2 separate regions of the Homo sapiens genome follow, and region 1 is linked to region 2. Evidence: chromatin contacts called from ENCODE Hi-C or POLR2A ChIA-PET data. All regions are on one chromosome and are shown on one strand. The core of a region is the stretch at or near the end of the contact, and the rest is flanking DNA. Distances in the headings are between cores, read along the strand shown. Region 1 holds the start of CDC42EP3 (CDC42 effector protein 3). Region 2 holds the start of EIF2AK2 (eukaryotic translation initiation factor 2 alpha kinase 2).

What was found. Hi-C counts contacts between places; a loop is a spot of excess contacts on that map. ChIA-PET counts read pairs that join two places held with the same protein, here RNA polymerase II (POLR2A). Pooled maps may share reads with other maps.
Region 1: a loop to region 2 is called in a map of B cell, with 7 times the contacts of the local background. The contact joins the promoter of CDC42EP3 here to the promoter of EIF2AK2 in region 2. A Hi-C loop is called at or near these places in 2 of 168 maps with a recorded cell type or tissue (B cell and CD4-positive, alpha-beta T cell), 3 of 37 single-sample maps with no recorded cell type and 9 of 50 pooled maps. POLR2A ChIA-PET finds 5 or more read pairs at or near these places in 2 of 52 experiments (activated T-cell and activated naive CD8-positive, alpha-beta T cell).

What each region holds. Positions count from the first base shown.
Region 1 is chr2:37,670,333-37,676,768 of GRCh38, forward strand. It overlaps CDC42EP3 (CDC42 effector protein 3), which reads right to left and starts at 1,310. Exons shown (of 2, transcript NM_006449.5): 1 at 1,094-1,310. RefSeq lists silencers at 1,099-1,588, 1,759-1,818, 1,829-1,898, 2,119-2,288.
Region 2 is chr2:37,153,981-37,160,485 of GRCh38, forward strand. EIF2AK2 (eukaryotic translation initiation factor 2 alpha kinase 2) reads right to left here and starts at 3,000. Exons shown (of 17, transcript NM_001135651.3): 1 at 2,928-3,000. RefSeq lists silencers at 2,790-2,909, 3,110-3,299 and an enhancer at 2,930-3,059.

The DNA.
Region 1 (6,436 bases), core at 60-2,559, 510 kb after region 2:
CTTTGTCTCCCTAACACATTCATCAGTTCCCTCCCTAGAGCCCCCCTACAACCTCAGCACACAGCAGCAGCCCACTCCTCCAAATACGCCAGGGCTGGAAAGATTCATGTTGCAATACCCTCCTGACATTCCTCATTTTAATTCGCTCACTTTTTTTTTTTTTTTTTTTAAACAAAATGTAATTACTTGACTGTCAGCCTAGGCTGCACTCTGGGGCTTTTACTCCTTTCAACACAGCTGCGCTCCCGGCTTTGATGCTGCTGTCCACGCAGCTTGTCCCAGCCACAGCCTGGCTCTCAGTAATGTAACATTCAAGTGCATATTTATTTTTAAACTGACCTCTCCTAGACTGCACAGTATAAAGGAGATCCTGCCCAAAAATATGCTACTTTCTATTTATAAGATGAAACACATGCCTCCCAAAGTCGAGAGAGGGATAGAGTATAATAATTCATAACGAAAAAATGGCCAGATCCATTCATCCTCACATGTCTGATACTTGTCTGTGTCAAGCCACTTAGTTTCAAGGAGAAAGGGAAGAAAACAAAAAACAAAAAACCTTGTAAACGTCTCAGCTGTTCACCGTCAAAAAACAAAAAAGTCAATATCCAGATCTGCAGGTTGGCGCCCCACTAACAATGTCCTCCATTAAGAAAGAGGAGGGCACCGGGCAGGCGATGCCACGGCAGAGCTGTGCGATGCACCCATGTGCGGCCCTGGTACCAATCCATGATGCGAGGGGCGCGGTAGCCAAGCGCGGCTTGTTCTCAGATGGAAAAATGCTATACGCGCCCAGAATGGCTCTGCCAATAGCTCGGAGGGTGCAATGTGGCCGCGCAGCCCCACCCTGAAAAGTAGTGGGCACAAATGGTGGAGCTCTGAGTCCTGGTCGTGCCGCCGGACCCCCTCCTGGCTTGCTTTATGTCCCCTTCGTTCCGTTGGACACTAGATGGGAAAGCGATGCCCTGGGTATCCCGACTCCCTGCTGGTTTCCCAGCCTAACACCAGCGCACGCCGGAAGCGGCCACGGCCGCGGGCGGGACAGACTCACAGACAGGTAGAGAGGAAGGAGCCCTGGGCTGCCCCGACTCACCGGCCGCCGCTGAGGATCCCAGCCGCTGCCCCGGGCCTCCCGCGGGCGCACGCAATCCCTGCCGCTGTGCGCAGATCCAGCCGAGTCTGCCGGCGTGGTGCCTGCTCACCGCATTATCCGCTCCGAGACGGCGTGAAGGCGCCCCAGGCCGGTGGCCGGGTCTCCGGGCTAGCCCCGCGCTGCGGTCCCCCGGCCGCGAGAGAAGGTGCGCGCGACTGAGCGCGGGGCGGCCGGACGCGAGGACTGAACCTGCGGAGGGCGGGGCGGCGCGGGGCGGGGCCGGCGGCGCGGGGACTCACTGGGGCGGGGCGGAGGGCGCGGGCAGCGGGGCCGACCCTCCCAGCCGCGGTACCTGTGCCCTGGCCCGGGGCCAACCGGTGGCCGGGCGCGCGCGCGGGGGGGGGTCACCGTTGGACCCTCGGAGGACAATGGGCGCCCATTGTTACCTCCCCAGCGCCACCCCCCAGTAGGCGACTTCTCTCGGAGAAGATGCCGCTTTCGACTCCCTAAGCACAAAGAAAGGTCGCCGGACGCTCGGTTTAAAGAGGGACCCGGAGGTGCTGCCGCCCGGGTGCACGGGGACAATAGGACTCCGCCCGCACCCCGGACTCCCGCACTAAAACTCGTGCGCCCACCTCTCCCGATCCCAACAGGCCGACCTAGCTGTGCGAGTGGCGGGCGGTGACCCGCAGGGAAGCGAGGCCACCTGAGTGCGCCGCCCCGGCCAGGCCGCAGCTCCCCAGGTCCCTCTCAGCCCGGGCTCCGGTGGGCGCGGAGGGGGAGGGTCGCGTTCTGTCAGTTTCTAGCTCGCTCCCCTCAGAGCTGCAGCCAAAACCCGGAGAGTGGAATAAGCGCCCTGAAGATGCCGGAGCTCCCGGCTGAGCAACTGGACACGCGACGAACAGCAGACGCTACAGGTTCTCCTACCCAGAGGGAGGCGTTTCTTCTCCCTCAGGGTCTTTCAAAAGGATTTGCCTAAAGCTGGGGCAAGCCGGTGGCGGCTGCCCCAGACGCGCGACGAGGCGCAAGTGGCGCAGCTGCCGGCCCGAGAGAGTAAAATTCAGGCCGCGGTGGCACCTGCGCCCGCCGGTCACCCGGCCACCGCCAGCGCCGCCGCCCGGCGCGCCCCTCCCCTCCGCCGGGGCCGGAGCGTGAACCGGGTTAATGAATGCTAATTTTCTTAATCGGCCTCCGTCTCTTCCTCCTCCGCGAGTCGTCGGCCTGGGGAAGGAGTAGGCGACAGGAAAGGGCGGTGTTTTCCGGCTGGGAGGTCCCAGCCCGCATGGTCAGCCAGGGGAGGGGGCTGGGACCCCTGGGAGTCGGACGCTGGGGGCCTGGCCTCTGCCCTGAGACTCTCGGGTTGGATGGAAATCCTGGCACAACGCGGAGAACCTCCCGGATACCTTGGCTTTGCCGAGAGATATCAGCTTCAGGTCATCACCGCGGTGCCCTGGGTCTGTCTGAAACCTTAGAGGGTGCGCCTTAAGCCGATGTTGTAAACCCAGGCTGACTTTAAGGTGAAGTGAAAAGGAAACGCACACAATCTGGAAAGCAAAATACTTGGGTGGGGTGTTAAAAGCCTCAAAGAAAAATAGTAGTTGGCAGGTCAAATGGCCATGAGGTTGGAAGTCAAATACGAAACTCGGCTGAAGTGATGTTAGAAGTTTGACAAGCAAAAACAGTCCGTGAAGATAAGAGACCCAGCATTGTTTCCCTTCTTCAAAAGACAACTCGTCCAAAGTTTCCTTTGGCAGATACCTGGATTCTACTCCAGATTCCTGAGCATTTTACTTGGGTTTCATATTTCAAAATATATGTTCCATTTGGCACTAATGTATATATTTTATATATTAATTTATTGAAAAATATTAAATGTTCCTGGCCTACTTAGAAAAAGGTATTTTTATAAATATTTATGCATAGTTTTCATTACATAGGGTATTTTATAAGTCCAAATAATATGTGTATATATATAAAATACCACATGCAAAATTCCTTTTGAACACATAAAGACATTCCCGACACACATGTCTTGTATGTAATTTTTTTCACGTGATCTATTGTTAGCTGCTGTTAAAAGCACTTTATTTCTACATGGCCAAATAAATAACTTCTTTTACAGTTTTTGCAAATATAGAGTGGCAGTTTGTCTGAAACGGCATTTTTATTCTAAAACCTATTTTTACTTTTCTACATTATCCCTTGCCTTTTAGAGGCTTTCTCTCCCTCTGCCGTTTTTAAATGAGACTTCACTGCTGGACTCTAAACAGTTATCCAGGACCTGCTCATTCAAGGGCCTGGTGGTTTGATTTATCTTGGCTCCTTTGGCCTCGCCTCCCCACCCCTCCCCTGCCCTCCCCTCCCCACCCCTCCGCTTCCCTCCCCTCCCCTTCCCTTCCTTTCCTTTTTTTTTTTTTTCCCCCAGGGTCTCAAACTCCTGGCCTCAAGTGATCCTTCTGCCTCAGCCTCCGAAAGTGCTGGGATTACAGGCATGAGCCACCATGCCCTGTGCCTCACGTTATTTCTTTGTACTGAACATCTTCAGTGAGTAACTGATCCCTCATATAGTGAATTATTCTTCCAAATGAGTGCATTTCCTGTGCTAACTATGATAGCTTGTAGAGTTGATGGATTTAGGTTTCAACATGTTATGGGAGTCTACTACCGGAAGAGAGGAAAAAGCTTTGCTTCAGGAAGATTTTAGGAGTTTTGAGATTCTGCTGTGAATTTTGGAAAGGTTTAGCCTTAAAAACATTTGGTGGTAACCTTAGAAGCCTGGTATCTGTAGACCACCTGTCAGGCCCAACAGTGGGCTGTTTTTCTATTAGTCCCTACTTGGGAGAAAAGCCAAGTAGTATTGTCAGTGCCCTTGCTGTCCAGAAACCTGTGATCTACCTAAGTGCAGAGAGCACCTTGCCAGTGTACACAAGCAAATGCTGACCACATTCTAGTCTCTTGCTACCAAGTATGGTCCCAGGACCAGCAGCACCAAGCCTCACTCCAGGGCTACCAAGTTGGAATCTTCAGTCTAATGAAATGTGGATAGTTTGCGTGCAGATTTAATGTTTGAGAAGCACCGTCCATGAGTGCTTGGTGGTTCTCCACCTTTCAAAGCTACAAACTCATTTGAAAATCTCATGGGATTTATGAGCACCCTTGGAAAAGCATATTGATTGATACACAAAATTTTTCATATGCAGTTTCAGAGTTCCTGTAAATAATCTATTGATGCCAGGGAAGTCCTAGGTTAAGACCCCCTAGTCACAAAGAAGATTGACTCAGTGTCAGCTGGAGGAGTTAAGAGAAGATTCTCACAGGGGGCAGAGCTTAAATTAAACCTGGGGAATTTGATAGGAAGAGGAGTAAAGAAGAGCATTTCAAGCTGTTGAAATGCAAAGGTCCTGAGAGGGAAAAAGAGAATGTCCTTTTTTGTATGTGTTCATGTGAAACTTAATGAGGAGATTGTTGTTTGACAGCAGGCTTTCCTTGCAATTCCTTATCATCACTTGAACGTCCAGAAAATGAAGCCAGACTGTGGACTCAGTAGTCATTCCACTTTGGGTGTGCAAGAACCCTATGACATGGGGGTTTCACATAAGATCTCATTTCCTACTACTTTGCTCACCTCTCACTCTGCCCCAGCCACATTGGCCTTCAGGCTGTTCCAGGCACTCCCGACAACAGAGCCTGGCCCACTCTTGTCTGTGTGGGGATTCTTCCCCAAATCAGCAAAAGGCTCATTAAGATCTTTATTCAAATGAGACTTCAAGGGAGAGGCTTTCTTTCTAAAATAGCAGCCCCTCCCACACTCCCTTTCCCTAAATAAAACAGGAAGAACAATTGCTTCACTACTTGCGTTATATTTATTTACAAATTCATTTATGGCCTGTTTCCTTAAATGTATGAACTTTATTTGCTGCTGTATCTCCTGTGCCTAGAATAGGGCCTGGCATATAGTAGGTACTCAATAAATGTTTATTGAATAAATGATCTTTTAACTACAACCAGTAATGAGTGTAAAAGCCATGTTTACAACTCTATAGCTACGAAATCATAATATATGAAACATTCTTGGAATATACCACATGTTTGCTGAGACTGAATTTTCAACCACTTCTCTTTAGTCTAATGAAACAAGAAACACTAAACACATGGAACATTTTAAGTTTGAAAATTCAAACATTTTAAAGTAAGACTTACAAAAAATGTCTGTATAGTCCATGTATAATGCACAACTATTTTTCTTCTGGCAAAGCTGAGACACATTCATGTGTACTCAGCTGGGGTTTTCTTCCAAAATGCCACATCCAGGCTGAATTCATGTGTGTATGGTCTGGATTATCCCCCTAAGTTAGATTTAAGGAAAATGTAGGAGAAGCTGGAAGGTTAGAACATTTTGAATGAGAATTTCCTTAAAGCTTGAGTATTCTCCTCCTTACTACCCAATTAAAATTTCACCAGTCCTGGAAATATGTCAACCTCTGCTAATGAACTTGATTGACTAATTGCCAAGGCTAAGGAATTTTCTAACCAGTGATTTCCTTGTAAATAAAGAAATTTAGGTCACATCTTGGTTGGGAGATTTCAGCTTTGCCTAATCAAATGCAGCAGGAAATGGTATACTATGAGATATACTATGAGAGGCTATGTTTGCATGAGGACTACAGGCCTAGGGTACAGTTCTAAGCAGGTTACACGGTCACTCACCATAACCACCAAATACGTTTTTGGCATTTGTATTAGCTCTTGAACTTGGGCCAGCACCAATTTAATTTGTGCATAAGACCTTCAAATATAGATGCATACTTGATCCTGTTAGTGTAAACCAGTGACTAATAAAGAGCATTACTGTATATTTATATAGCCTTCTATACTTCTAAAAACACTTTTTCATTTCATCTTCATTTTAGGTCGTTCTGTTCTTGCTGGGTAGGTAAGGCATTTATGGTTGATTTACACATTTCTTCTTTCCAGAAGGGATTTGAGGCAAAGTAGAAGGCTTTTGTATAGAATGAGTCATTCCTTTTTTTTCCAGCTTTACTGAGGTATAATTGATTGAGTCATGCCTATTGTACTCTTTGTTATGTGTTCTTTCCCCACATACCTGTATGTCTCCCTCCTTAGCTTTCTTCCCATGTCTGCTTAAATCTGAACTCCCAGAGGCCTGCCTTCCAAGACATCCTAGATAAAGTATCACCCATGGCCTTCCTTATCCCAGTACCCCCTTTATTCTTCTACATAGCACTTAACACCTGACATGTTGATTGTATATTTATTTGTTTATTGCCTCCCTGCTCCCCATACCACTAGAATATAAACTCCATGAGGGGCAGAAATATTGCC
Region 2 (6,505 bases), core at 1,750-4,249:
TGTTATTATCTGTTTTCTTTTTTAATACAGCCACATCATGATCTTTTTAAAACATCAATTCAGTGGCCAGGCGCGGTGGCTCACACCTGTAATCCCAGCACTTTGGGAGGCCAAGGCGGGCAGATCACCTGAGGTCGGGACTTCAAGACCAGCCTGACCAACATGGAGAAACCCCATCTCTACTAAAAATACAAAATTAGCCGGGGTGGTGGCACATGCCTGTAATCCCAGCTACTCGGGATGCTGAGGAAGGAGAATCGCTTGAACCCAGGAGGTGGAGGTTGCGGTGAGCTGAGATCGTGCCATTGCACTCCAGCCTGGGCAACAAGAGCGAAACTCCGTCTCAAAAAAAAAAACAAAAACAAAACAAACAAACAAAAAAACATCAATTCAATCATGCAGTCTCCACAAGCCACTGAAATTGTTTTTGTCGAGGTTACCAATGGCTTCCCTATCACTAAATCCAGTAGTCAGTTCTTAGTCCTTCTCTACTTGACTTACAACCAGCATTTGATGGGGTTGCGCATCCTCTTCGCCCTCCTCTCCCTGTCTTAGCTTGGACTTTTAAGACACCCACTCTCCTAGTTTTCTTCTTTTGAGACAGAGTTTCGCTCTTGTTGCCCAGGCTGGAGTGTGATGGTGGCATCTCGGCTCGCTGCAACCTCTGCCTCCCGGGTTCAAGCGATTCTCCTGCCTCAGCATTCCGAGTAGCTGGGATTACAGGCGCCCACCACCACGCCCGGCTAATTTTTTATATTTTTAGTAGAGACGGGGTTTCCCCATGTTGGCCAGGCTGGTCTCAAACTCCTGACCTCAGGTGATCCACCCACCTTGGCCTCCCAAAGTGCTGCGATTACAGGCATGAGCCATGGCACCTGGGCCTGGTTTTCTTCTGTTCTGACAAGCTACTCCTTTTCTGTCTCCTTTCCTGGTTCATCTTCAACTTCTTTTCTTCTATTTTTTTTTTTTTAACCTTTTCTATGGTTCTAACTTCCTCTTTTCTAGATATTCTAGCATCACTGGGCCCGGTCCTTAGACTTGCTCTTTTCTACTTGGACTCACTCCCCTGGTGATCACCTCCAGGTTTGTGGCTTTAAATTCCACGGACACAATGATGGTTCTCAAAAGCACGCTTCCACCATGGACTCTCTCCTGAACTCCCAACTGCCTCTGTCCAACCTGCTCCCTCCTAAAATGCCCTTGACTCTATTCCTTCTGCTGTCTTGGCCTGGTCAATTTCTACTTCCTACAGATTTCAGCTCAAAATCCCAGACACTCCTTCACAGGCTCTTCCACAGTGCTCATCCCCTTTATTAAAATTGCTTATTTAACTATTTTCCAAAATAGAGCATGAATTACTACAGGTAAGGGACCAGGCTCAATAATGAATGAGTGAGTACCAAAATATCTCCAGATACCCCATCCAGGACTTGTCACCTGCTTTTCTCTACATTTATAGTGCAATATCTGCATTCTCTCTGTACCCACCAATATCCACTCATCTATCAGGATCAACACAGCCTTCTTTGATGCTGGAGGGTCAGCTAGTATGGGCTTGCCACTCCACCTTGCCCAACCTTCAACACAGCCCTGACTGCTTTTTAAACTAATTAGTGAGCTCTTTGGGGAGCAGATTCTACATCTTATTCACTCATCTGGAAGAAACCTCCATCATAATCACTAAAAAATAATATTTGTCCATCTTACTAATGCCCAGAAATTATTTTGGCTATGCCTCCACTTCCTTTCCAGCAGACTACATACAGCCTGGCCAACACGGTGAAACCCTGTCTCTACTAAAAATAAAAAAATTAGTTGGCTGTGCTGGCGGGCACCTGTAGTCCCAGCTACCTGGGAGGCTGAGGAAGGAAAATCGCTTGAACCTGAGAGGCAGAGGTTGCAGTGAGCCCAGATCGTGCCACTGCATTCCAGCCTGGCGACAGAGTGAGAATCTGTCTCAAAAAAAAAAAAAAAGAAAAGAAAAGAAAGAAAATGTCACCAGGTGATAACTACTATGTTGACAACCGAAGTAGTGGAAGGGGGAACAGCAAGGGCAGAGCGGGGTTTCTTGTATAGGCAGGTTGTTTGAGGAAGGCTGCTCTGATAAGCTGGCATGGGAAGCAGTGCAGGATAAGGGAGGGATTTCCCCATGCAGTTATCTGGGGAAGAAGCTTTCCAGAAAGAAGAAACAAGCAGTGCAAAGGCCTAGAGGCTGGAGGATGCTTGGCTGTGCACCAGGAACAGCAAGGAAGCCAGCGTGGCCGGAGTAGGGGGTGCGAGGGGCCTTGCCTGTGAGCCTTAATAAATGTTTATAGGATTCTGATGAGACAGGAAAGCTACGGGGAAGGTCGGAGCAGGGGAGAGTCTGGTTCTTACTTAAAGGAACATTCCAGATGCTGAGGTGTGGAGAAGAGGTAGGGGGTGGAGGTTCAGGGGTGAGGATACGGAGTGGGAACAGGAACTGCGGCCAGGCAATTGGGAAACTACTGCAACTCTCCACGGAAGAGATTTTTAGCCAAAGATTGTTCAGCCAGTCTATGAGTATTTCAGGCCTCCGTATTTTCCATGTGTCAAGCCACTAGGCCTATTCGTCTTCCACTAGACCCCGCCCCACAACTGCTGCCTGGGAAATATTTGTTACTTGCACTGATAAAAATTCTTCACGGGAAGGAAATGGCTTTCAGTCCCCACCCCGCTCCACGATCCTTTCCCTGGATTTGGGGAGGGCCCCACACCCGGGCTGCGGACCTGGGCCTGCTCTCCCAGTGCTGACCCAGCCGGGGCCAGGGGCTTCGGATCAGCGTCCGCGTCCTGAGCTGGGGACGCAGGATTGGCGAGTCCCGCCCCGGCTGGGCCTGCAGCCCCTCGTACGTGGCCCCCCGGCCCCCGCTCCCCGCGCTCCCTCGGCTGCCCCCTGCCCTGCTCACCTGCGCCGCCGCCGCCGCCGCCGCCGCCGCCGGCCGGAGACCCGCGGCTTCGGGAGAGCTGGTTCTCAGTTTCGTTTTCCCCTTGGACTCCGCCTTCCCTGCAGCCGCCCGGCCCCCTCTCGCACAAGCCCTCGTCTGCTACGGGATTGGGGTAAATTGGCGCTGGATCCAGAGTGCGCGCGAGAGGCACTGGCGGGCGGGCTTGGCACCGGCGGGCGGGCTTGGCACCGGCAGGCGGGCTTGGCACCCACGTGCTGCCCCTGCACGGCCAGGACCCTGCACCCCCATCCCCCGCCCCCGGGGCTCCTAGGGTTCTCCGCTGGCCTAGTCCGCTGGCCGCACTAGGTTCTCGAATCAAGGGTTCCACTTACTCTCAACACAAATATTTGGGGTGGGGTTGGGAAGATGGATCTTACCAGCTCCATTCTACAATAGAGGAAACTGAGTAAATGAACTCACCCAGGGGTCCTGCCGCTCGTAAGTGGCAAAGCCAGGATTCAGTTCAAGTCGGGGCCTGTAAACACCAAAGCACTCTTTCCCTCTTGCCACACCGCGGCCCCCTCACCTTTACAAGCCTGGGGATCAGAGGCCTGGGGGCGTAATCTCCTTCACTCCGCTCCCACCCATCCATTCATTCATGAGCAGACACTTGCCAGCCGCTGTAAAAGCACCTGTGGGCCAGTCCTGCTGCTAAATAGAGACACCTGCTTCCTACAGTACCCCAGGGAGCTTCCTACCATAGTCCAACACCAGTAGTCCTCGATTTATAGAAATTCTACTCACCTGATGGACTGCGACACACTCCCAGAGTCACACAGAGTTCCAGAGTTCATTGGCACAGTGACTAATGAGTATTGAGGCACAGAGAATTTGGATTAACACAGGTAGTAAGCAGCGGAGTTAGAATTATAACCAGGAGTTTGTACTCTCAGTATCTTAGCTGGGATAAGAGAGGAAGGTGGTCCAAAGACAGACCTCAAATATACATTAAATATTATGCCTAGGCCGGCGCGGTGGCTCATGCCTGTAATCCCAGAAATTTGGGAGGCTGAGACGGGCGGATCACCTGAGGTCAGGAGTTCAGGACCAGCCTGGCCAACATGGCAAAACCCCGTCTCTACTAAAAAACACAAAAATTAGCTGGGCGTGGTGGCAGGCACCTGTAATCCCAGCTACTCCAGAGGCTGAGGCAGGGAGAATTGCTTGAACCTGGGAGGCAGAGATTGTAGTGAGCTGAGATCATGCCACTACACTCCAGCCTGGGTGACAGAGTGGGACTCCAATTCAAAAAAAAAAAAAAAAAATTACACCTAGGCAGGCATCCTCTCCAGCCTCCCTTCTCCATCCCCCAACAACCCCACATTGCAGGGTATCAACAACTAAAATCTACACTTTCCTTGTAGCTCTGGTCCTGGGCATAGCTTAAGTCCCCTATATGTAAAGCACTGGCGGGAGGTTTAGAAGGTAGACATGAGGCAGAGCCATCTTTTTGTGGCATTTCCAGGTGACAAGAAAACTCTGACAGTGCTGTGTGTCCATTTGTCAGCTTTGTGGGTGTGGGATGGCTGTGGCAGCAGCAATGGCAGTAGCAAGGACAAGTTTTTCTGACTTTTTGAGCCCCTGAACTGCCCAAGAGAGCTTAAAGAATGAAAAATGGCAAGCTTAAGCATGATCAGAGGACACACGCTTTTATGACTGTACCAGAAAACCCTCCTATTTCAGGGAGCCTCAGGGGTGATGTAAAAATCTGCCTTCTCTGCTGGGGAAAGATTTGGAAGGAATGATATCAGAGGGTTGGTGATGAGGTCCAGGGGAATGATATGATATGGGTGAACCTCTTGGAATGGGTAAAGTGTGAGCATATTGGACTCCCTGAGGAGCCCAATTCCCTACTGTCTGGGCTCTCAGCTGCAAAGCTTGGTGCTGCAGGCACCAGAATTACAATATAATTGTTTTGAGACAGAGTCTTGCTGTGTTGCCGAGGCTGGAGTGCAGTGGCACAATCTTGGCTCACTACAACCTCTGGCTCCCGGGCTCAAGCAATTTCCCTGCCTCAGCCTGCCAAGTAACTGGGATTACAGGCGTGTGCCACCGCACCTAGCTAATTTTTGTATTTTTAGTAGAGAAGGGGTTTCACCATATTGGCCAGCCTGGTTTGGAACTCCTAACCTCAAGTGATTCCCCCACCTCGGCCTTCCAAAGTACTGAGATTACAGGCGTGATCCACCGCGCCCAGCCTAGAATTACAACAAAAATTTTCATTTGCAGCCTCATCAGGTCTCTTCTGTGAACACTGAGGGCATTGATTGTGAAAGAAAGAAGCCCTGGGAATTTGGGTGGATTTGAATGAATCCAAGTGCCACTGCCCTCCTAAATTCTGCTGTGTCTCCACAGGCTTCCCACCATTGTCTGATAAGGCTGGTACAGCCTACATTAAAAAGCATGAAACAGTCACCCTGCAAGGAGGTGCTGATTCTCCAAATATCCTATCTCTACCTGTGCCTTCACTCCTAGAACTAGAATCAGATGCTAATGCGCCCCAAGAGGATATGGACAAGATCTGATGGAGGGGTGATGCTTTACACAACAAAAGAGCAACAGAAAGCAAGAAATAGACATGGCAATGAGTCTAAAGATGACGTGAAGAAAGCTGAAAGTTGAGGCTGAGCGCGGTGGCTCATGCTTGTAATCCCAGCACTTTGGGAGGCCGAGGTGGGCGGATCATGAGGTCAGGAGATTGAGACCATCCTGGCCAACATGGTGAAACCACGTCTCTACTAAAAATACAAAAATTAGCTGGGCGTGGTGGCATGTGCCTGTAATCCCAGCTACTTGGGAGGCTGAGGCAGGAGAATCGCTTGAACCAGGGAGTCGGGGTTGCAATGAGCCAAGATCGTGCCACTGCACTCCAGCCTGGCAACAGAGCAAGAAAAAAAAAAAAAAAAGAAAGAAAGTTGATGTACTGCCTCTAGCAGTGGGAGCGCTAAGCCAGTTTGCCCAGTTGGTTTACTATAATATCAGCTCAGTGGCAGCTCACACTAAATGTAAATGTAATGCCAAGTAATGCAGATGAAGAAATCAAAAATACTTAGGGAGTCAGGAATATTGGAGTAGATTCATCTTATGCAACCTAGTCACTTACTTCCTAACCATGGACCCCAAGAAGATCCAAAGTCCCCTCCTTCAGTGGCTTATACAGAGCCAGTGGCTGGCAATGCAGCTGATGTTCAGAGAGTTGGAAGGAATGATATCAGAGGGCTGATGATGAGGTCTAGGGAAATGATGTGCTTGAACCACTTCGAATGGGCAGAGTGTGCATATTGGGCTCCCTTTTGAATGTTCACCAAAGGCAACCACTTCTAAAGAGGCTTTTGAGAAGCAGTTGAGCAAGAAGACTTCTGTTAGCCTTTTCCCCAGCTATCCCTGTGCTTGTTTCAACAAATAAAGAGGCTGTGACAGCAGGAATGGAGGATATGTGTGAGTTTATCCACATGGGCTTCTCAGGCCTTACTACGTAACTCTTTGTGAATATCAGTATGGTTATTGACCTATAGTCAATCCCATAAGTCTATCTCTTT